Linked DNA regions of Homo sapiens: region 2 is linked to region 1. A link is a loop called in an ENCODE intact Hi-C map of the cell type or tissue named here. Cell type or tissue: PC-9. All regions are shown on one strand. Each heading gives the region's core, and the rest is flanking DNA. Links, peaks and the distances in the headings are about the cores only. Region 1 overlaps VWA3A (von Willebrand factor A domain containing 3A). Region 2 overlaps PDZD9 (PDZ domain containing 9).

Region 1 (10,712 bases), core at 1,441-9,440:
TGTGGGTTTTCTTTTCGTTTGTTTGTTTTGAGAGGGAGTCTCACTGTGTCTCCCAGGCTAGAGTGCAATGGCGTGATCTCGGCTCACTGCAAACTCCACCTCCTGAGTTCAAGCGATTTTCCTGCCTCAGCCTCCTGCATAGCTGGGATTGCAGGCTTGCACGACCACGCCCAGGTAATTTTTTGTATTTTTAGTAGAGATGAGGTTTCACCATGTTGGCCAGGCTGCTCTTGAACTCCCAACCTCAGGTGATCCACCTACCTAGGCCTCTCAATGTGCTGGGATTACAGGCCTGAGCCACCATGCCCAGCCCTTAATCAAACTTTTAAGAAAAGTGATATCCAGATGATCAGCCTTAGTCTTCTAAATCTCATTGCGGGTCTAAAGTCAAATGCCCAGTGCACATCTGCATTCTCACCTGCCCAGCACCCATTCCCCCTTCTGGTAACAGTGCTCTGGCCTTCCACATGCAACCATCTGTCTCTCTTTTTCAGTCCATGAGGGCTGGGGGGCTAATCCAGTCTCTTTCCCCTTCCCCCCTGTCTTTTATTTTATTTTATTTTTGCCCCAGAAGTCAGCACTAGTTCCAGGCCTAGTCAAATAGTGATAGTATATTTCATCTCCTTGGCTATGATGATTGGTGTAAATTGGTCAATGAGAGTCAGTCCCAGGATTTGGAAGTTGTGCAGGGAACAGGAAGTGAAGTTCCTTTTTACTGGAGCTGCTGATCACCACCTTCCTATGCCTGAAGAGAGATGTCCTGAGAATAAAACCAACTCAGGAAAGCAGAGCCCACAGGCATAGAGGTGACATCATCTGAGCACCTGGATCCAGCTGTGGCTGGGGTTTTCATTTACTTAGGTTAGTAAATGCCTTTTTTTAGCTTAAGCAATTTATATTGGAGGTCTACATTTGCAACTGAAAGGGTTCTAACAAATACAAATGGAATGAGTGAAAGGGGGCAAAGAATGAAATCTATGCCCGTTACCTTCTTGCTGTTTTCTGTGAGCCACTGAATTCTCTCTTGATAGACTTCAATAGTGCTGTCAAGACATCAGAAAGACTCATCACCCAAGGCCAGCGTCATCACTGAGCAACAGCCACTTACATACACAAAAGGCAGGTATGAATAATTGTTTTTTTTTTTAATGTGCATAGGTTCTTGGAAGAAGGTGGTGAACCTTTTAGGTGCACTGTAGTGCACGCCTGTAGTCGTGGCTACTCAGGAGCCTGACGTGGGAGGATCACTTGAGGCCAGGAGTTCAAGACCAGCTTAAGCAACCTAGTGAAACCCTGTCTCTACAAAAAATAAAAAAATTTGCTGGGTATGGTGGTGCATGCCTGTAGTCCCAGCTACTCAGGAGGCTGAGGTGGGAGGATCACTTGAGCCCAGGAGTTCAAGGCTGCATGGAGTTATGATTGTTCCACTGCACTCAAGCCTGGGCACAATCGAGGAAAGACAAAACTGAAGATACTTGTTTGCCAGGGCACTAGGTATAAGGAGATTGTGAAAGGGATCGAGTGTATAGGTGCTGCTCTATTGGTGACACAGTGCACAGGATAAATGACAACGGTTTGGTGGATCAAGGGGTGGAATCAGGCCCTCCCAGACTTCAACCTGCTCATGTAACCTCGTCTCCTTTCTCCACATAGCTCACTCACTCTGTGCTCACTCTGCCCGGTGAGGGCAGGTCTGTGGAGGGTGGGGGAGGGTGTTCTTACGAGAAAGTTGGAAGACCACCCTTGCACTTGCTCAAATCTGTGTCTTCTCAGAAGGAATTGTTCCTAGTCTCCTGGAAACTGATCATAAAGGCACAACAGAGGCAGTTAAGCAATCGTTTCTACTGGATTGATTAACAAAAAACCTAGTTTCTGAAAAGTAGCTGGGGGACCTTCTTGAACTTGCCTTATTGCATGCCTGGCTTGCAATGACTGGTTGAAGACTAGCATATATCATATGCACAAGGTAAGGACTAGGTCACTTTAATTTAATTGACTTGTTCTTACTGGGGGCAGGTGAGATTTGGGGGCCTAGAGAGGGACAAAAAAGGTCTTTGGAAATGAGATCATGGGGCAGTGGGTGGTAGATAGAGTCATAAGGGATACATGAGTTATGAATAGAGCTAAGAAGATGAGCTTTATTTTTATCTTCTTCTTCTTTTTATTTGAGACAGGGTCTCACTCTGTTGCCCAGGCTGGAGTGCAGTGGTACGATCATGGCTCACTGCAGCTTCAACCTCCCTTGGCTCAGGTGATCCTCTCACCTCAGCCTTTAAGTAGCTGGAACTATAGATGCACACCACCACACCTGGCTAATTTTTATATTTTTTGTAGAGTTGGGGTTTCATCATTTTTCCCAGGCTGGTCTTGAACTCCTGAACTCAAGCGATCCTCCTGCCTTGACCTCCCAAAGTGATTACAGGTGTGAGCCACTTGTGCCCAGCTGAAGATGAGCTTTATAATAAAATATGTTTGTGTTTGAGATACAGCTCTGCCATCTACTAGCTGTGTGACCTTGGACAGGTGTGGTAACCTTTCTGAGCCCCAGTTTCACCATCTCCAACATGAAGGTAACAACAGGATTCTATCCAAGTCAATTTGCTAAAAGTCAATTTACTGAAAGCCAGTCCTCTGAAAATCAATTTGCCAAATGACCAGTTAGCTAAATAGACTTGAACATTCCTTAAAATACTGGATTCACAATTAAAACTGATAAACCAAGACATTGCAGAATTCTTTAAAACCTGTTTAAGCTTCCAACCTAATAAAAGTTACTATAAATTCTACAGTTAAATGGTTTTGAGAAATTTGAGCAACTGGTCATTCCATGAATGGCCATTCAGCAATTGACTTTTGGTTAACTGGCTTGAGAGTGATGGTTTTATAAGGGGAAACCCCTTTCTCTTGATTCTCATTCTCTCTTTCCTGGCTGCCTTGTAAGATGTCCCTTTGCTCTTCCTTCATCTTCTGCCATGAATGTGAGGCCTCCCCAGCCATGTGGAACTGTGAGTCCATTAAACCTCTTTCTTCTGTAAATTGCCCAGTCTCGGGTATGTCTTTATCAGCAGCATGAAAATGGACTAATACACATGTGCTATCAAAATCTGGTTTAGGAGTGGGGATGCATGCATGTTTTTGGCATATATTTGCAAAGTTATGAACGCAATCAATTTGACATTGAAAGTCATTACTCTTAACCATTAAACACCAGATGAAGCTGTGTCATCCAAGGGACTATGGATTTCATTTTATATTTTTTTAGAGATAGGGTCTTATTTTGTTGCCCAGGCTAGAGTGCAGTGGTGTGATCATAGCTCACTGCAGCCTCGAACTTCTGGGCTCAAGTGATCCTCCCACCTTGGTCTCTCAAAGCGCTAGGATTATAGGCATGGACCACCATGCCTGGCCCTAGACTATGGATTTGAAAAGGCTGAGAGACACTGATCTGGTCCAACCTTTCTATTTGAGAAAAGGGGAAATTGGGGCTAGAAGTGGGAAGAGACATGCTCATCTCCCTGAGTGGTAGTTTTTCCTTTTTTTTTTTTTTTTTTTTGAGACAGGGTCCCACTCTATTGCCCAAGGTCCCACAGAGATTGCTGTTTGAACAAAGTTACTTCCAGGCTACTGAAATGACATAATTCTTTCTTTTTCTTTTTCCTTTCTTTTTTTTTTTTTTGAGACAGAGTTATGCTCTTGTTGCCCAGGCTGGAGTGCAATGGTGTGTTCTTAGCTCACTGGAACCTCCACCTCCCGAGTTCAAGCGATTCTCCTGCCTCAGACTACAGGGTAGCTGGGATACAGGCATGCACCACCAGGACTGGCTAATTTTTTAAAAAAATATTTTTAGTAGAGACAGGATTTCACCATGTTGGCCAGCCTGGTTTCAAACTCTTGACCTCAAGTGATCCACCTGCCTCGGCCTCCCAAAGTACTGGGATTACAGGTATAAGCCACCATGCCCGGACTGAAATGACATAATTCTTGAGTTCTGTGGTGTTGGGAGGACAGTGAGAAACATACTTACTCAGAAAGCTTTGACTCAAAATGGCGGATGATCTGGGTGGAGAAACATATTTTCTGCACGACATTGGTGCCCTCCTCCCTGAAGAAGCAAAGCCTTATGAGGGGATCTCTCGGGCCCAGGGGGTTGCATGTGTCACTGCAGCTGTGGGGGGTGCGGGGAACAGCTTCAGACTTACAGCACTTCTGTGCCCTGGCTTATCAGGTCAGCCAAGGTGAGTTTCTGACATTTTAAACTGTGAGCCGAAAGCCAGTCTTCAGAGTCCTCCCAATCTGAAGACTGGGTCTCACTCCCCTGCAGCCTCTGCAAGACAAAAGCCAGAGTCAAACCGTGAAGTGGAAAGAGAGGGAAGGAAGAGGTTCCCTTCACACAGATACCCAACGGGCGCCAACTCAGACTGACCCTATCTTTTTTTTTTTTTGAGACGGAGTTTCGCTCTTGTCACCAAGGCTAGAGTGCAGTGGAATGATCTTGGCTCACTGCAACCTCTGCCTCCCAGGTTCAAGTGATTCTCCTGCCTCTGCCTCCCGAGTAGCTGGGATTACAGGCATGCACCACCACGCTTGGCTAATTTTTGTATTTTTAGTAGAGACAGGGTTTTGGCATTTTGGCCAGGCTGGTCTCAAACTCCTGACCTCAAGTGATCCACCAGCCTTGGCCTCCCAAAGTGCTGGGATTACAGGCATGGGCTGCTGTACCCAGCCCCCTGGTTTGTCCGTGTTAGAGACAGGGCCTCACTCTGTCACCCAGGCTGGAGTGCAGCGGTGTGATCATAGCTCACTGCAGCTTCGAAGTTCTGGGCTCAAGCGACCTTGACTTAAGTTCTGTGCCTGAGGCCTGCTGGGCTGTCTGTCTCAAAGGGAAATTAGCAAGTGTTGAAGAAGTGTGAAAAACACTCTCATAATTACTGCAAATACTTAGATAGCACTTATTACATGTTAAGCACTTTCCGTACGTTAACTCATTTAATTTTACAAAGTGGGTTCCATTATGATAACCCCATCTTGCTGACCAGGGAACTGAGGTACAGATAATTTAGGTAATCAGTCCAAGGTCATCCAGCTAGAAAGTGGCAGATGTGGAATTCAAACCCAGGCTGTAAAGCTCAAGTCATGCTTCTAACCATGGCACTATGTTGTCCCTCTAAACTAGCACCAAACTGTGACCACCTCCATGAAGGAGTGAGAGGACTGACGGGCAAGATTACTTTCTCATTATGTGATTCTGTGCTAACAAATGTCCTGCCCTTGAAAGGCACCTAAAATCATAGGTCCCTGTCGCATATCTAGGGAAATACAGCTCTCTATCACATGGACACTAGATGTCACTCTTCTCACCTTTCAGACTCAACCCTCCCCCTGGTTGGAAACACCGAGCATGGTACTTTTTTTTTTTTCTTTTGAGACAGGGTCTCATTTTATTGCCCATGCTGGAGTGCAGTGCCACAATCTCAGCTTACTGCAGCCTCAGCTTCCCAGGCTCAAGTGATCCTCCTTCCTAGACCTCCCAATTAGCTGGGACTATAGGCACGTGCCACCACACCTCACTAATTTGTGTATTTTTTTTTTTTTTTTTTTTTTTTTTTGTGGAAACAGGGTTTCACCATGTTGCCCAGGCTGGCCTCAAACTTCGGGACTCAAGCGATCCTCTCATCTAGGCCTCCCAAAGTGCTGAGATTACAGATGTGAACGACCGTGCCTGGTGAGCATGGTGGACTTAATAATTCACCTTTCTTCCATCTGTGTTGCTTTTCAAATGATGTCATGTTTTAGGACACAGATTTTGTATTATTCATACTTGAAGATACACTATTAAACACATTATGGATTTTGACTTTAGGCCATGCTAATTATGTAACTCTACTAGTTCATTTGCATAGAGAATGGTAAGATCTTCGTGTTGGAGCAATCCTTTCCCTCTTTCCTTCAGGTTCATCTGCAAGGCAAAGGAGGCCCCAGCTGTGGCTGATAAATATAAGAATGATCCTGTCTACACCTGGGAAGTCATGCATTTTCATATAAAATTAGAGGAAAGATGCATGTCATCAACATCTGAACCCATTACAAGACTTCTTCAGAATCTCAAAACTCTATCAACCTTTCCTCGTCTCCTTTAATTAAGCTTGCTTTCCTGTAAGTGCCAGAACCTAAGTAAATCATGAGTATTTTTCTGATTGTTTAATTGCCAGCATTATACCTGTATTGTTTTTGACTATCATTTCAAAGGTATCATATTTAAACTCTAGTGTGGGTTAGGTACATGGTTGTGCACTAGCCTTGCTTGAACATGGCAACCACTGATTGCCACTGTGTCCCTGGTAGAATGAATTCTGAGTTCTAGACAATCCACTCACCCTCTTGGGAAGGCACATTGAAGGTCAGCCTAAAATCGTAGTCTGGTCAGAGGTTTATTCTCCTATCATACCCCATTTGTCCAACAGCACTTCCTGAAATGGATTTCTGAATCTCGATTTCAGGGAATCTCAAAAGCAAAGCAAATCTCAGGAAGGGGAATTTTAGAATCAAATGCTTAAGACTTCAGGCCTTGATAACATGATCAGAGTCTTCACATGCTCCTGAATATTTAGTGACATGGCCAAATAGGCTAAACAATTTCTATATAAACAGTATAGAGATTCTTCAGTCATTTCTGAAGGCAGAGGATTAGAGATAAATGCTTAATTACTCCTTTTTCAGTCCTAGAATCCTATGAGAAGGAAGAAATCCCCAGAATTTAACACACTGTGCATTCTCTGAATGATTTGTAGTATCACGACCCAGTTAAAGTGCCATGGTCTTTACCAGTAAGTCCTGTGTCTGGTTAACATGTGTAACCAATAATCCATTGTCCGAATTTTGCCCAAGTCCATTCATATTCTTCTGCTTTAGTGGCTTCTTTGAATCTCTGCCAGTGTTTCTCCTAATGCTACAAAACATAAAGTAATTTGATCAATGCCCCAGCACTGGGCATAGGTTTGATACCCCCAGTGCCTCCTCTCTTTGCCCTAGTCCCTACAAGGATTCTAGAAACATTTTTCTGTGCAGTAACTGAGAAGGATTCCTGCAGAGTCCTGATAAAATGTGGACTCCAGTTCCATGAGATATTTTATTATTTAGATAACTAAAGCCCTCAGGTGGCTATAAGAAGATTCAATGACCATTTACCCAGTCTCACCCTCAGCTCCCATGAGCAAAATGCTGTTGCTGTTTTCGTTTGCAAAATCAGAGAACTAGCCCAGGCACGGTGGCTCACGCTTGTAATCCCAGCACTTTGGGAGGCCGAGACGGGCGGATCATGAGGTCAGGGGATCGAGACCATCCTGGTTAACACGGTGAAACCCTGTCTCTACTAAAAATACACAAAATCAGCTGGGTATGATGGTGGGCACCTGTAGTCCCAGCTACTCGGGAGGCTGAGGCAGGGGAATGGCATGAACCCGGAGGGCAGAGCTTGCAGTGAGCCTAGATTGTGCCACTGCACTCCAGCCTGGGAGACAGTGCGAGAATCTGCCTCAAAAAAAAAAAAAAAAAAAATCAGAGAACTATGCTTACCAATGGTTTTCCAGAAACATATTTTCTTGACCATGGAAGACATGACTAGTTTGTGTAGCCATTGCAAAACACCCAATGCTTATTTTCCTAAAGAAGAAAAGAATACCAGAAAACAGGATAAATGTGGCATACAGACAATAGTTTTGGGGGGTATCTATATTCAGCACAATGCTTCTTTTTCTACATGTTTAATTTTTTTTTGAGATAGGGTCTCACTTAGTTGCCCAGGCTGGAGTACAGTGGCCCAATCATGGCTCACTGTAGCCTTGACCTCCCAGGCTCAAGCAATCCTCCCACCTCAATCTCCCAAGTAGCTGGGACTACAGGCACAAGCCACTATGCCCAGCTAATCTTTCTGTTTACTGTAGAGACGGGGTCTCACTATGTTGCTTTGGATGGTCTCGAACTCTAGGGCTCAAGTGATCCTCCCACCTAGGCTGGGATTAGAGATGTGAGTCACCACGCCCGGCCATTTTTAAAATTTTATTGACAAGGTCTTGCTCTGTCACCAAAGCTGAAGTAATGTGGTGCTAACATAACTTATGGCAGCCTCGAACTCCTGGCCTCAAGAGATCCTCCTCAGCCTCCCTAAGTCATGGGATTATAAGAGTGAGCCACTGTGCTCAGCCAACTCTTCTTTAATTAATTCATTCAGTAAATACTTATTGAACACCTGCCAGGTATCAGGCATTGTGCTTGGTGCTGAGGATACAATGGTGAACAAGATAAAGCTTTCTCAACTTCAACACTTTGACTCTTGGACCGGATCATTCTTTGCTGTGGGGGCCGTCCTATGCATTGCAGGATGTTTAGCAGCATCCTGGCCTCTACCTATTAGATATCAGTAGCATCCCTCCTCACTTTTTCCCAATGTGACAACCAGAAATGTCTCTAGACATTGCTTAATGTCTCATGGACAGCAGAATTGTCCCTAGTTGTAAACCACTAAGATAGACTTTGTCCTTGTCCTCCCAGCGCTTATATTCTAGAGGGGGAGACTGATATTAAAAAACTAAATAAAATAATTACAAATTGTGGAAAGTGTGGAAAGAACTAAAAGGATAATAGAAAGTAATCAAGGGGCCAGGCATGGTAGCTCACACCTATAATCCCAGCACTTTGGGAGGCAGGCTGAGGCAGGAGGTCACTTGAGGCCAGGAGTTCAAGACCAGCCTTGGCAAACCAGCGAGACCCCATCTCTATAAACATAATAAAGATAAATTAGCCAGGTGTGGTGGTATGTGCCTGTAGTCCCATCTACTTGGGAGGCTGAGGCAGGAGGATCGCTTGAGCCCAGGAGTTCAAGGCTGCAGTGAGCTATGATCATGCCACTGCACTCAATCCTGGGCAATAGAGGGAGATTCTGTTTCTAAAAAATAAACAAAAATCCACACCCAAATCCAATGTTACACCCCCTTTTCTCCCTCCTGCTTAAAACTGATCAAAGCCTTCTCTATTTCTAGGATGAAGACTGAGATCCTTCAGATGGCATCTGAGGACTCTCAAGGTCTGGCTGCTCCCACCTACCCCTCTAGATTTCCCACTTCACCACTGCTCTCCTCTGTGTTCCACAAGGGCCTCCCTTTCCAGTTTCTGGAATTCTCTATAGTTCCTTTAACCACAGGGACTTTTCATGTGCTGCTGTCTTTGCTCTGGAACGTTCTTCTTCTCCCCTACCCTAATCATCTTGACATTTCAGCTTGAATATCACTTCCTTCAGGAAATCTCCAGCATCCCATTATATTTCAGTTTCCTTTGTTTTATACAGACTTTCATAGAACCATGCTCTTTTAGGGCAGGTATCTTAATTTGGAACGATACATTCATTAGAGGGATTTTTTAAAATTTGTGTGTCTGTCCCCTTACACTGTAAGTTATGTAAGAGCAGGGACTGGCAGACACTCGATAAATATTTTGAGAAGGGAAGGTGAAGGGGCAGGAGGTTGAAAGACTCCCTTGGTTTTTTTTTTTTTTTTTTGAGACGGAGTCTTGCTCTTGTCACCCAGGCTGGAGTGCAGTGGCATGATCTTGGCTCACTGCAATCTCCACCTCCCAGGTTCAAGTGATTCTCCTGCCTTAGCCTCCCACATAGCTGGGATTAAGAGGCGCCCACCACCATGCCCAGCTAATTTTTGTATTTTTTGTAGAGACGGGGTTTCACCATGTTGGCCAGGCCGGTCTCAAACTCTTGACCTCAGGTGATCCACTTGCCTTGGCCTCCCAAAGTGCTGGGATTACAGGTGTTGAGCCACCACGCCCAACCTGCCTTGGTTCTTGAATTTCTAATTATATATCCCAGGCACGTGTGAGACCTTTCTGTTCTTGGGTTCCATGAGATACCCTGTTTCTTAGAATTCTCTACCTTTTTTTTTTGCTTCAGCTAGCTCCTTTAGCTTTCTGTTATTTGCAACCAAAAAAATACCAGCTAAGACACAGCAAGTGAGAGACTCTGAATAAAGTTGCAACTTAGAGTGTGTGTTCTTGTGAAATCATTAAATTAAACAGCCTAATAATGGTTTGGCAACTTGCTTTTCTCTTTCAAGTCTTTAATCTTTTATTCAGAGGATGCTTTGTTTTCTGGGAAGCACCAGGATAATGTGGCAATGCTTTAAAAAAAAAAAAAAAACTGGCTTTACTTCAGCAAGCTTTCCTGGGAGACTCTAATGGCAGAGACTGTTGAAATAGAAATGCCTCATGAACACTGGCCGCCCCATAGTGTCTCACTTCCCTCTTTCCAGCCAGTGATTAACAGCTCTTAATGAATTCAGAGGACTGCATGGCTAGATTCTGGGGTGACTGGTGCAGGCTGATGGAGAAGGGGTTGAACTGCATAAAATAAACAAAACAAAATAGTGCTCCAGAAAAAGCACGGGGCCGGGTGCAATGGCTCATGCCTGCAATCCCAGCACATTGGGAGGCTGAGGCAGGGAGATTGCTTGAGCCAGGAGTTTGAGAGTAGCCTAGCCAACATAACGAGACCCCGTCTCTATATAAAAAAAAAAAAAATACAAAAATTAGCTGGGCATGGCAGTGCGCACCTGTAGTCCCAGCTACTAGGGAGGATGGGGTGGGCAGGTCACTTGAGCCCAGGAGTTTGAGGCTGCGGTGAGCTGTGATCGCATCGCTGCACTCCAGCCTGG
Region 2 (10,712 bases), core at 1,032-9,031, 110 kb after region 1:
AGGTCCCATGGGGAAGCTGCTGCTTCTCAGCTTCTTCAAGGTCAGGTGACAGATGCTGGGTGATGATCCGGGTGCATACTCCAGGGTGCTAGAGTGGGACAGGAGTATGCTTTTAGGTGGGCAACAGAGAATCTCATGGCACGGCTATAGTTAGTGGGCTCTTTGAGGTTAGAAGCAGTCTTGAATTTCATCTTTTAAATCCAGGACTCACCTACTGTATTAGTGCATTCTTACACTGCTGTAAAGATACTGCCTGAGACTGGATAATTTATAAATGAAGGAGGTTTAATTGACTCACAGTTCCGTACGGCTGGGGTGGCCTCAGGAAACTTACAATCATAGTGGAAGAGGAATCAGGCATTTTCTTCACAAGGCGGCAGGAGGGAGTGTGAGTGTGTGAAGGAGGAGCTGTCAAACACTCATAAAACCATCAGATCTCATGAGAACTCACTCACTATCATGACAGCATGGGGGAAACCACCCCCGTGATCCAATCACCTCCCTCCCTCCACAGGTGGGGATTACAATCGGCAATGACATTTGGATGGGGACACAGAACCAAACCATATTGTTCTGCCCCTCCATCTGCAAGCTGAAGAGCAGGGAAGCCAATAGTGGCTCAGTCCGAGTCCCAAAACCTCAAAAGTTGGGAAGCCGACAGTGTAGCCTCCAGTCTGTGGCTGAAGGCCTGAGAAACCCTGGCAAAACACTGGTGTAAGTCCAAGAGTCCAAAAGCCAAAGAACTTGAGTCTGATGTTCGAGGGCAGGAAGCATCCAGCACAGGAGAAAGATGAAGGCTGGAAGACTCAGCAAGTCTGCTCATTCCACCTTTTTCCACCTGCTTTTTCTAGCCTTGCTGGTAGCTGATTGGATGGTGCCTACCCAGATTGAGGGTTGGGTCTGCCTCTCCAAGTCCATTGACTCAAATGTTAATCTTTTCTGGCAACACCTTCACAGACACACCCAGAAACAATACTTTGCATCCTTTGAACCGATCAAGTTGACAATATTAACCGTCACACCTAAAGTAGTGGCTCATTTGTTATGTCTTTGCTTAATAAATAAATAATAAATATTTGTCCTAGGCATTGTGGGAGATATTTCCCCATCTATTATCTTTTTTTAACTCCAATTTTTAATTTTATTTGAATAAGAGACATGGTCTCACTGTCACACAGGCTGGAGTGCAGGAGTGCAGTGGCGCAATCATAGCTCACTGCAGCCTCGAACCCCTGGGCTCAAGCAATCCTCCTGCCTCAGTCTCCCAAAGTGCTGGGATTACAGGCATGAGCCACTTCACCTGGCCCCACGTGTTATCTAATTTAAAGTTTGCAACACTCCTGAAATGTAGATAATGAAATACAGAGGCGTAGAGAGATGAAATAACTTGTTCATCTTAGTTACACAACTGAGTCTGTGTTCAGAGCTGGGATTTGAACCGATGTGTGCCTAGAAAGCCCATACCTTTCTAGTCAATTGCCTAACAACTAGAAATGAGATTTGAATACAGAGGAAGTCCAGAGCCCCAAATCTCTTCGTGACAAGCCTGCCAGTTCTCCTCGGCATCATTCTAGGCTTTAAAATCTGTAACTCAGTGGTTTTAGACAATGATGATAAGATCTCGAGAGATGATAATTGTAGAAACATGCTATTTCTTTGACCCCGTTTCCTCCCAGCCCCATTATCTTTTATCTATGTGCTGAAATTTCTCTCCTTTGGTGTTTCAGGATAGGGTTTCACCTTGATTTCCTAATTTAGTTTAGTGTTAGTTTATTCTGGCTAAACTTTTAGTTCCTTTTGGGCAGTATGGCCTTAACAGATTCTGACATTCTAAGTCTTGAGAAATTAATGTAGGCCGGGTGCGATAGCACACACCTGGAATCTCAGCACTTTGAGAAGCTGAGGCGGGCAAATTGAGCTCAGGAGTTCGAGACCAGCTGGGGCAACATGACAAAACCCCATTTCAATAAAAAATACAAAAACTAGCCCAACATGGTGGGCATATGCGCTTGCAGTCCCAGCTCCTCCAGGGGCTGAGGCAGGAGGGTTGCTTGAGCCCTGGAGGTCGAGGCTGCAGTGAGCTGTATTTGTATCCCTGCATTCCAGCCTGGGTGACAAAGTGAGACCCTGTCTCAGGAGAAAAAAAAAAAAAGAAATTAATGTAGCTTCAACAGTAAATACAAGTCATGGACTGGCTACTGCCTAAGCAGTTCCTAAAGGCCTGGTGTGTGCAGACACCCAGCTAGGCACTGGGGGTGTAGTGGTGAACGGCACAGACATGGTCCTTAGCCTTGAGGAACTTAAGGAACTTCCAGCCTAGTTGGGAGAGATGAAAAAGATAAAATATTTTTCAGTAGTGGCTTGGCTGCTGCAAAGTTGATTTACTGTAGGTAATCGAGACAAAGTTTATATAATGTCATCCTATAGCCCATTAAAACAGAAAAAAAAAGGTGTAATGAGGTTGGTGTTCATAAGTACGAAATTGGTGTTTCTGTATGAAGGGCAATGTTAATATCTATTGCTAGAGTAATCACATTCACATGCTGACATGTTTGGTTTACAGCCAGAACGGTCAGGAAATTAAGCTGTTTATTTTCTGCCCTCTTGATAAAAGTCACACTTTTACAACATAATTAAGCAGAATGCCAAGCCATAGCTTTCAGCTATAAACACTGCTTTTAACATTAGGTAAGTAAGCTCATCCGGGGAGGGTTTTGTTTTTGTTTTGTTTTGTTTTGTTTTGCCATTGTAATTAACCTCAGTAGGATGAGCAGCTGTTTCATATTGCTCAAGCTGCAGGTAGCCTTGTTTCATTCTGAAGTGAGCTTCAGATACATGGTTGATTGTATTACCCCCAGCTACTGCTTAAGACCAAAGTAGAAGGTTTTTCTCCACCCTTGTAAGTATTTGTTTTCTGGAATTCTGGGAACTTTTGTTTCTGATAGGATCTAGAGCTATGGACATTTGTCCTTGGCATCCTTAGAGGCTTCTTTTGGGATCAGTGTAATTCCTGATTGAAGCCCAGTGCATGCATCAGAGAAGGCACTTCTTGACCCTTTTCTTCTTTGAGGTTAGGCTTCAGCTGTCTTAGAATGAGGCTGATTGAGGGTCTCCAGAAGGTCAGTACTAGTAAGATCTGAAGACTTAAGATTTTGCCCAATGTGAGCTGGTCCTTAAAAAGCAAATCCTTTGTATTCCTTTCTGAAGTCTTGCTGAATGCCGTTGTAGCAGCCAGGGTTCCTCATTGCAAAAAACAGAAAACACTTCTGTTAATGCACTGAATTTGGGATACTGAGTCTGACAGAATCTCCCAAAAGGCTGGAGAAGCAGGCTTGGAAAATGGTGAGAGAACCAAGAGCTGTGTGTAACTACCCCTAGCAACTAGAAGCTCCTGTCACTCTTTTGCATCTCCTCCTCCAGGTTCAGTGACCCAGGTGGGAGTGTCAAGTAGCTGGATCTCACTCACAGGTCCATGACCTAGCTGCTGGAGGTGGGGACATGGGGGAGGTTGGAGCAAGTGAAAAATTGGTCTTTTTAGCTTCCTTCAATTTGGGGGTTTCGGGGGTTAGTGCTCAAGATGTAGTCCTCTTCCCACCTGCCAGGGACTCGGAAGCTGCATGGTTGCCCATCTTGTTTCTTTCCTTATCCTGCGTTGCCCTAAGGTAGGGAAACCTAGCTGTCAAATCCCTTTAAACCAACATACTCACTGCATACACATCTTACAGTTAAAGCATGCCTAATTGCCCAATGTTTTATACAGAATTATTTGCTCAACTAATACTGCACAAGGGTAGAGAATTAAAATGAAAGGCTTTATGTTTAATATGGTCTATTAACTGTGGAGGGCACTGGAAATTGCCAGGCAGGTATAATAGAAAGTAGGTCATTTATTCACCACTTAGTGTAAGTGGTTTTTTCTTTTCTAGTAATAGCCATTCATTTTATCTGAAACTAATCTATTTTTAGAATCCTAACAGCTGGTTCCGATTATAAATGTTTTTTAGCCTCTGTCACACCAAGAACTTCAGAAACGTCTCAAAAACATCATATAATGTCTACCAATATACTGCTATTAAGAAACATCTTGCATACATTCTTCAGTATGCAAAGGACATTCATATCATGGACATGAACATCTTTATTAAATAAAGGCTGGGCCGGGTACGGTGGCTCATGCCTGTAATCCTAGCACTTTGGCAGGCCGAGGTGGACAGATCACCTGAGGTCAGGAGTTTGAGACCAGCCTGGCCAACATGGTGAAACCCCATCTCTACTAAAAAAAAAAAACAAAATTAGCCAGGCTTGATGGCACATGCCCATAATCCTAGCTACTTGGGAGGCTGAGGCAGGAGAACCACTTGAACCTGGGAGGCGGAGCTTGCAGTGAGCTGAGATCATGCCACTGCACTCCAGCATGGGTGACAGTTAGACTTCATCTCAAAAAAAAAAAAAAAAAAAAGGCTGAAGCCTGGTTTTGGTTCAAAAAGAATCAACAATATGAACCCATAAAATGAAATACCTCACAATAAAGCCAGAAATCAATATAGTCCCTTTAAACCTCTAGTTTTACTGATACATAATTTTTTCCCTCTTCAGGTGATGTTCTGATTAGTGTTGGCCATGCCAATGTGTTAGGATATACTCTTCGAGAATTTTTACAGCTTTTGCAACATATCACTATTGGAACAGTGCTACAAATCAAGGTTTACCGAGATTTTATTAACATTCCTGAAGAATGGCAAGAAATATATGATTTAATCCCTGAGGCCAAATTCCCAGTAACAAGGTAAATAGTTCATTTTAGGAACTCTTTGTTATAATACAGAATCCCAGGGCCTGTGAGGCATAGATGGTTTAATGTGACAATTATCAAATGATAAGGATCATGACAGGAGGACTGGTGACACTGTCAGAGTAATTTCCTGGGTTTCTGGTATTAGATCTGTAGGATCTAATATGAGAAAGCACGATGAAGTCAACCTGGAGTTAAAAAACAAGTCATCGGTTGGGAATTTTGTCCCCATGCCTACCTGTATGGTGCCCCTCTTTCCCGAGTCAGCCCTTAAAAATGCTTCTTGTGGGCCAGGTGTGGTGAATCATGCCTGTAATCCCAGCACTTTGGGAGGCTGAGGCGGGTGGATCATGAGGTCACGAAATCGAGACCATCCTGGCCAACATGGTGAAACCCCGTCTCTACTAGTAAATTACAAAAATTAGCTGGATGTGGTGGCGCGTGCCTGTAATTCCAGCTATTCGGGAGGCTGAGGCAGGAGAATCGCTCGAATCAGGGAGTCGGAGGTTGCAGTGAGCCGAGATCGCACCACTGCACTCCAGCCTGGAGATAGAGCGAGACTTTGTCTCAAAAAAAAAAAAAAAAAAAAAAAGTGCTTCTTGCAAATCCTATTTTCTTTTCCGTATTCAACTTTTTGTTCTCTGGGTCCTTCCCAATAACATCTAAGCCTTTTTAAACTTCTCCCATCTTGGCAAATCCTATCTTCAGTCCACTCTCCTCTCCCTACCCTCTTTAGCCACTGGAGTCTTTTGCATCCACTCCCAACTTGCTAAAAGCTGTATTAGACACCTCTGTTTCCTCGAAAGACGCCACTTCCCAGACACTCCTCCACCCACTTCAATCTAGGCTTTGCTTTCATCCCTTGGCTGAGTCCTTTTCCCAGGGCCACCCATAGCCTTCACACTTCTGATCCCACTAGATTCTTCTGTCTTTATCTTGCTTGGCTTCTGAGCAGCATTAGACACTTAACAATTTCCACCCACTCTCTTCTTGAAATAGCACTTCCCAGGCTTCTGTGACACCACACTCCCCTGATTTTCCTGTTACCTCTGGCCATTTCCTCTTGGTGTCCTTTCTCCTAGCCAGTTTCATTGATGCCTGTGGTTTCTATGACTATCCACATGCTAATTACTTTCAAACTGTATTATCACCAAAACTGTATTTTTTTTTTCTTGGAGACGAGGTTTTGCTCTTGTCACCCAGGCTGGAGTGTAGTGGCGTGACCTTGGCTCACTGCAACCTCTGCCTCTCGGGTTCAAGTGATTCTCCTGCCTCAGCCTCCAGGGTAGCTGGGATTACAGGCGCATGCCAACACACCCAGCTAATTTTTGTATTTTTAATAGAGACGAAGTTTCACCACGTTGGCCAGGCTGGTTTCGAACTCCTGACCTCAGGTGATCTGCCTGCCTCGGCCTCTCAAAGTGTTGGATTACAGGCATGAGCCACCAAGCCTGGCCAGAATGATCTTTTTGTAATGCAAATCTGATCCTGGCATGTTCCTGCAAAAAATCTCTTAAGACTTTTTGTTCTTTGGATAAATGTCAAAATCCTCACATTGGCCAATGATGCTCTATGGGGTTCAGCTGGCCTCTGCAAACCATTCCAACTTCAACTCATACTGCTTTCCCCATCCTTCTCTAGCCCCCTTTAGCTTCCAGCTCTCTGCCTTTTGTTTTGCCTCAGGGTCTTTGCACTTGCTCTTCTCTGTGTGCAACATGTTTGTAACTTTGCTCTTCAGTAGTCACCCTTGAAGGCTCCAGTGTAACTTCTCCAAGGGGTCTTCCTAGAAACAGGTCCACCTGACATATGCTCTCACAGCTCGCTCCTTCACATTTATCCCAATTTTAATGAAATAATCTGTGTAATCAGTTGTTCACTGTGTTTCCCTGGGAGAATGTGAACTCCATCAAGGCAGGGACTGAGTCTGTCTTGTTTTGCTAAAATTGCCCTAGGACTTTCATGTGGTCAGTGGTTCACTTGTTTTTAATTTTTAATTTTAAAAGTCTTATTTTTGAGACAGGGTCTCACTCTGTCACTCAGGCTGGAGTGTAGTAGCACGATCACAACTCACAATCAAATCCTACTCAGCGACTCCTACACTGGAGGGCACGACTCTAAAAGCCTGGGCTCATGTGATTACATAACAACTATGTTCTAAGCATTTTCATTACATGGAGGAGTTTTGAGATCCAGAATATTAAATTCTAAGGATGGTAGACTGACCATTCAAAAGCAAAGAAAAGATAGAACAGTACAACTTAAGTAAGAGGCGAAAACCCACAAACAATACCAAGCACCTGCTGATTCCCTTTCTTAATTAGGCAAAGTACCCATATCTGAGGCATTTTAGTAACTTATGTATAACGCGGCAGGGAAAGAAGAAGGAAAAAGATGCTTTCACAAAGCTAGTATAAACTTTTCCAGGAGAAAATGGCACTGGGTATACACACTGGAGAAATTCTCCATGTAACGCTCTGGGTAGGCCAAGTGGTATAGAAAGTTTGTTTCTAGCCAATCCTGACCTCTGCAGGGTTGTGGCTTTATTACCTAATGACAATTTACCTGTCCTTTATGGTTACCTAACCATCAGAGTTGCCAAGGATTCCCCCTGCAGTCTGAAAAAAAAAAGTTACTAATACTTGGATTTAAAAAAAAAATTCATGTGCTGTTCAGGAAGACCTAGGTGTGTCTGAAGGCAAATCAGACAAAGAAAATCAGTATTTAAGACTAGTGGCTCTCAGTAAAAATTACTCATTATCAACTGTTTATTACTGGAAGAGATAAACTTTTGGAAAAGCCATTCAAATTATTGGAAGCAAATACAACAGGCAGACTGCCAAGGTTATTAGTGATAACACCAGAAGTCTTAACAGGTTGGCAGGGAAGAAACCTATTTCCTTTTAGCAGGGCAGAATGTACCAGAGATTTGTAATCACAAAGATCTAGTTTTGGTTCTGCTGGGCAATAGCACCAGGATGAGGGAAAGCAGGTGACAGAGCATTCATTCTGGAAAGTTAAAGCAAGCACAGGTACTGTAGGCATTAGGAAAGTTCAGAGACCTGGAGGTGCTAGCAGGCAAGCACCACCTAGTTTCAACAATCAAGAAAGTCAATAATTGGAGAAAGTTAAAAACAACAACAACAACAACAACAAAAACCTGGCTGGGCACAGTGGCTCATGCCTGTAATCCTAGCACTTTGGAGGCCAAAGTAAAGATTGCTTGAGGCCAGGAGTTTGAGACAGGCATGGGCAACATAGGGAGATCCTGTTTTAAAAATAAATAAATAAATAAAAATAAATAAAAATTAGCCAGGTGCGGTGGCATACAGCATACACACCTGTAGTCTCAACTACTTTGGAAGCAGAGGCCAGAGGGTCACTTGAGCCCAGGAATTCAAGGTTGCAGTGAGCTATGATTGTACCACTGCACTCCAGCAAGGGTGACAGAGCAAGACCCTCTCTAAAAAAAAGACTCTAAGACTTACTAATGACTAGGATGTTGAAGATCCTTAAGGCCCACTATTTCCTGACTTCCTGACTCCTCTGGAAATCAGTAATGTTGTGTTAATGCCACGTGAGCCACAAGAATAGAGTTCTCAGGAGATGGCCAGGTTGAATCCGTCACTTTAGCTGCAGTGAAATTAACCTACCCTTTAACACCTCCTAATATTCTGGTCAGTAGTCTAGTATAAGTCTGTGCAAAACTTTTTAAGGTATGGTGAAGTAATTTAAGGCAGAATTTGATTTCCATTTAGAAATGGAAAAAGATTTCAAGACGATTTAAAAAAGAGAAACATTTCAATGACACAGAAAGGTAATGCTAAAGCTAAATTGTATCTTTTATGAGTCAAAGCAAGTTATAAGGCATCTTGTTAGGGGACCATAAATGTTTAGACATGAAGAATCTATTTTATTCACTATTCTTTTCATTTCAGCACACCAAAGAAAATTGAGCTGGCAAAAGATGAATCTTTCACAAGCAGTGATGATAATGAAAATGTAGATTTAGATAAAAGACTTCAATATTATAGATATCCGTGGTCAACTGTGCATCACCCTGCAAGGAGACCAATATCCATCTCCAGAGACTGGCATGGATATAAGAAGAAGAACCATACTATTAGTGTAGGAAAAGACATTAATTGTGACGTGATGATTCACAGAGACGACAAGAAAGAAGTGAGGGCCCCTTCTCCATACTGGATAATGGTGAAGCAAGACAATGAAAGCTCTTCCTCCTCTACCTCCTCTACCTCAGATGCATTTTGGCTGGAAGATTGTGCCCAAGTTGAAGAGGGTAAAGCCCAACTGGTATCAAAGGTTGGTTAGCAAATCTGTGGTCATATGAGCATTTATCTTGCAGACACCCAAGTTTTGTGCCTCACCAGGCACAAGTTTGCTGTACTTATCAAGGACTGTCTGTAGACTCACCAATTCTCTTCTCTTATGACTGCGTTATAAAGCCTTTAGAGATGTTCTTCAACAGGATTATCTAAAGACTTCCTTGGGTTCTTGCAGGCCTCACAAATCTTATTTTCAGAATAAGACCCTCCTTTTTGAGAAGAATTTCTTTCTTTTAGAAAATGCCGTAGAGAAATCCAATATCAGAATGTCTGAACATAGTAGAGAATGTCACTTTATGTAAACACTACATTTTTCTTTAAATATTTAGTTTCTCTCTTTTTTTTGGTAAACTTCAAGTACTATAATTAAAATAACTAAGAGACATAATTCTTTGGCTAGTTATTCACATTAGAATTCTTTTTTTTTCCCCTTTTTAGCCCTTCTTTTACTGTAAATGTTGAATTGAGAGTTAATTATTTGGAAGAGACAGGATAGTAACAGATAAGGGAGAGACAGGAGATGAGAGAAAAACAAAACTCTGTCAATGAAGATAAATCAGACATAAAAAAATGAATGAATGGGAATATAGGATATGATTGATAGGAAATGTATGTTTTTTGGAAATAATTTTATTGCAAAAAAGGCAAAACAGGGGTAAAAACCAGACCATTTAGCTGTTGACACCCAAAATGACAAATTTTGAACTTGCTTTCATCTTAAACGCCACCAATAGTAATCTGGCACTATTTACCCCGATAGCCACTTAGCCTTAATTTTAATAGTTTCTGATGCTTCTATACTCAATAATTATATTCCTGTCTCCTTTAAAGCATCTAAAACAAAGATATCAGCACATAATAAATACTTGTTGATTAACTCATTGAGAAAAACGTAAGAAAAACACTTAAACAGAATGTTTTATTGACTTTAGGTCAGCTGGGAATAATTACCTGCATTTATGCCTTATTTTACCTCACTGGAAAAAAGACAAATGATATATTAGAGACTTCTGACTTTCATGTGTTTGCTGCTCTGGGCTGAGAGAACGTTCAGCTCTCTCCTGTAATGTGTGCATCAGTATTACAACTCATCAACAAAAGGTGTATGTCCCAAATTTCCACTTGCTGCCATTGACTTCTGGCCAGAAACAAACTTCTTTGCCGCCTTTAAAGAAACAAACAAAAGACAAAATTAACAAAAATAAAAATATATATCATCAAGCAGGCGAACTTATTTTGTCATTTCAAGAATTTATGGATAGGACATTCTTTTTTTTTTTTTTTTTTTTGAGGTGGAGTCTCGCTCTGTCACCCAGTGTGGAGTGCAGTGCTGCGATCTTGGCTCACTGCAGCCTCCGCCTCCCAGGTTCAAGCAATTCTCTGCCTCACCCTCCCAAGGAGCTGGGATTACAGGCATGTATCACTATGCCCAGCTAATTTTTGTATTTTTAGTAGAGACGGGATTTCGCCATGTTGGCCAGGCTGGTCTCAAACTCCTAGCCTCAAGTGATCCACTCACCTTAACCTCCCAAAGTGCTGGGATTACAGGCGTGAGCCACCAACCTGGCCTTCGATAG

What was found. Hi-C counts contacts between places; a loop is a spot of excess contacts. Peaks named below come from ENCODE experiments on the same cell type or tissue, not always from the same donor. Only the 100,000 strongest peaks of a DNase experiment are listed, where the experiment ranks them.
Region 2: a loop joins it to region 1, with 4 times the contacts of the local background. A loop is called at or near these places in 5 of 110 quality-filtered maps.

What each region holds. Positions count from the first base shown.
Region 1 is chr16:22,093,806-22,104,517 of GRCh38, reverse strand. VWA3A (von Willebrand factor A domain containing 3A) reads right to left here. Exons shown (of 34, transcript NM_173615.5): 2 at 7,573-7,659; 3 at 6,823-6,946; 4 at 4,200-4,324; 5 at 4,025-4,102; 6 at 989-1,043. Among named protein-coding and RNA genes, the nearest start is that of VWA3A, 6.6 kb to the right of the region's middle. In PC-9, for the core only: CTCF peaks have their summits at 5,167 and 5,371 (motif pointing right); a DNase peak (open chromatin) is centred at 5,367; H3K4me3 peaks cover 319 bases.
Region 2 is chr16:21,982,676-21,993,387 of GRCh38, reverse strand. PDZD9 (PDZ domain containing 9) reads left to right here. Exons shown (of 4, transcript NM_001363519.1): 3 at 4,597-4,786; 4 at 8,728-9,523. The coding sequence ends at 9,121. It overlaps UQCRC2 (ubiquinol-cytochrome c reductase core protein 2), which reads right to left. Exons shown (of 14, transcript NM_003366.4): 14 at 9,728-10,300. The coding sequence ends at 10,217. Among named protein-coding and RNA genes, the nearest start is that of PDZD9, 13 kb to the left of the region's middle. In PC-9, for the core only: no CTCF peak of the experiment used is centred there; a DNase peak (open chromatin) is centred at 5,007.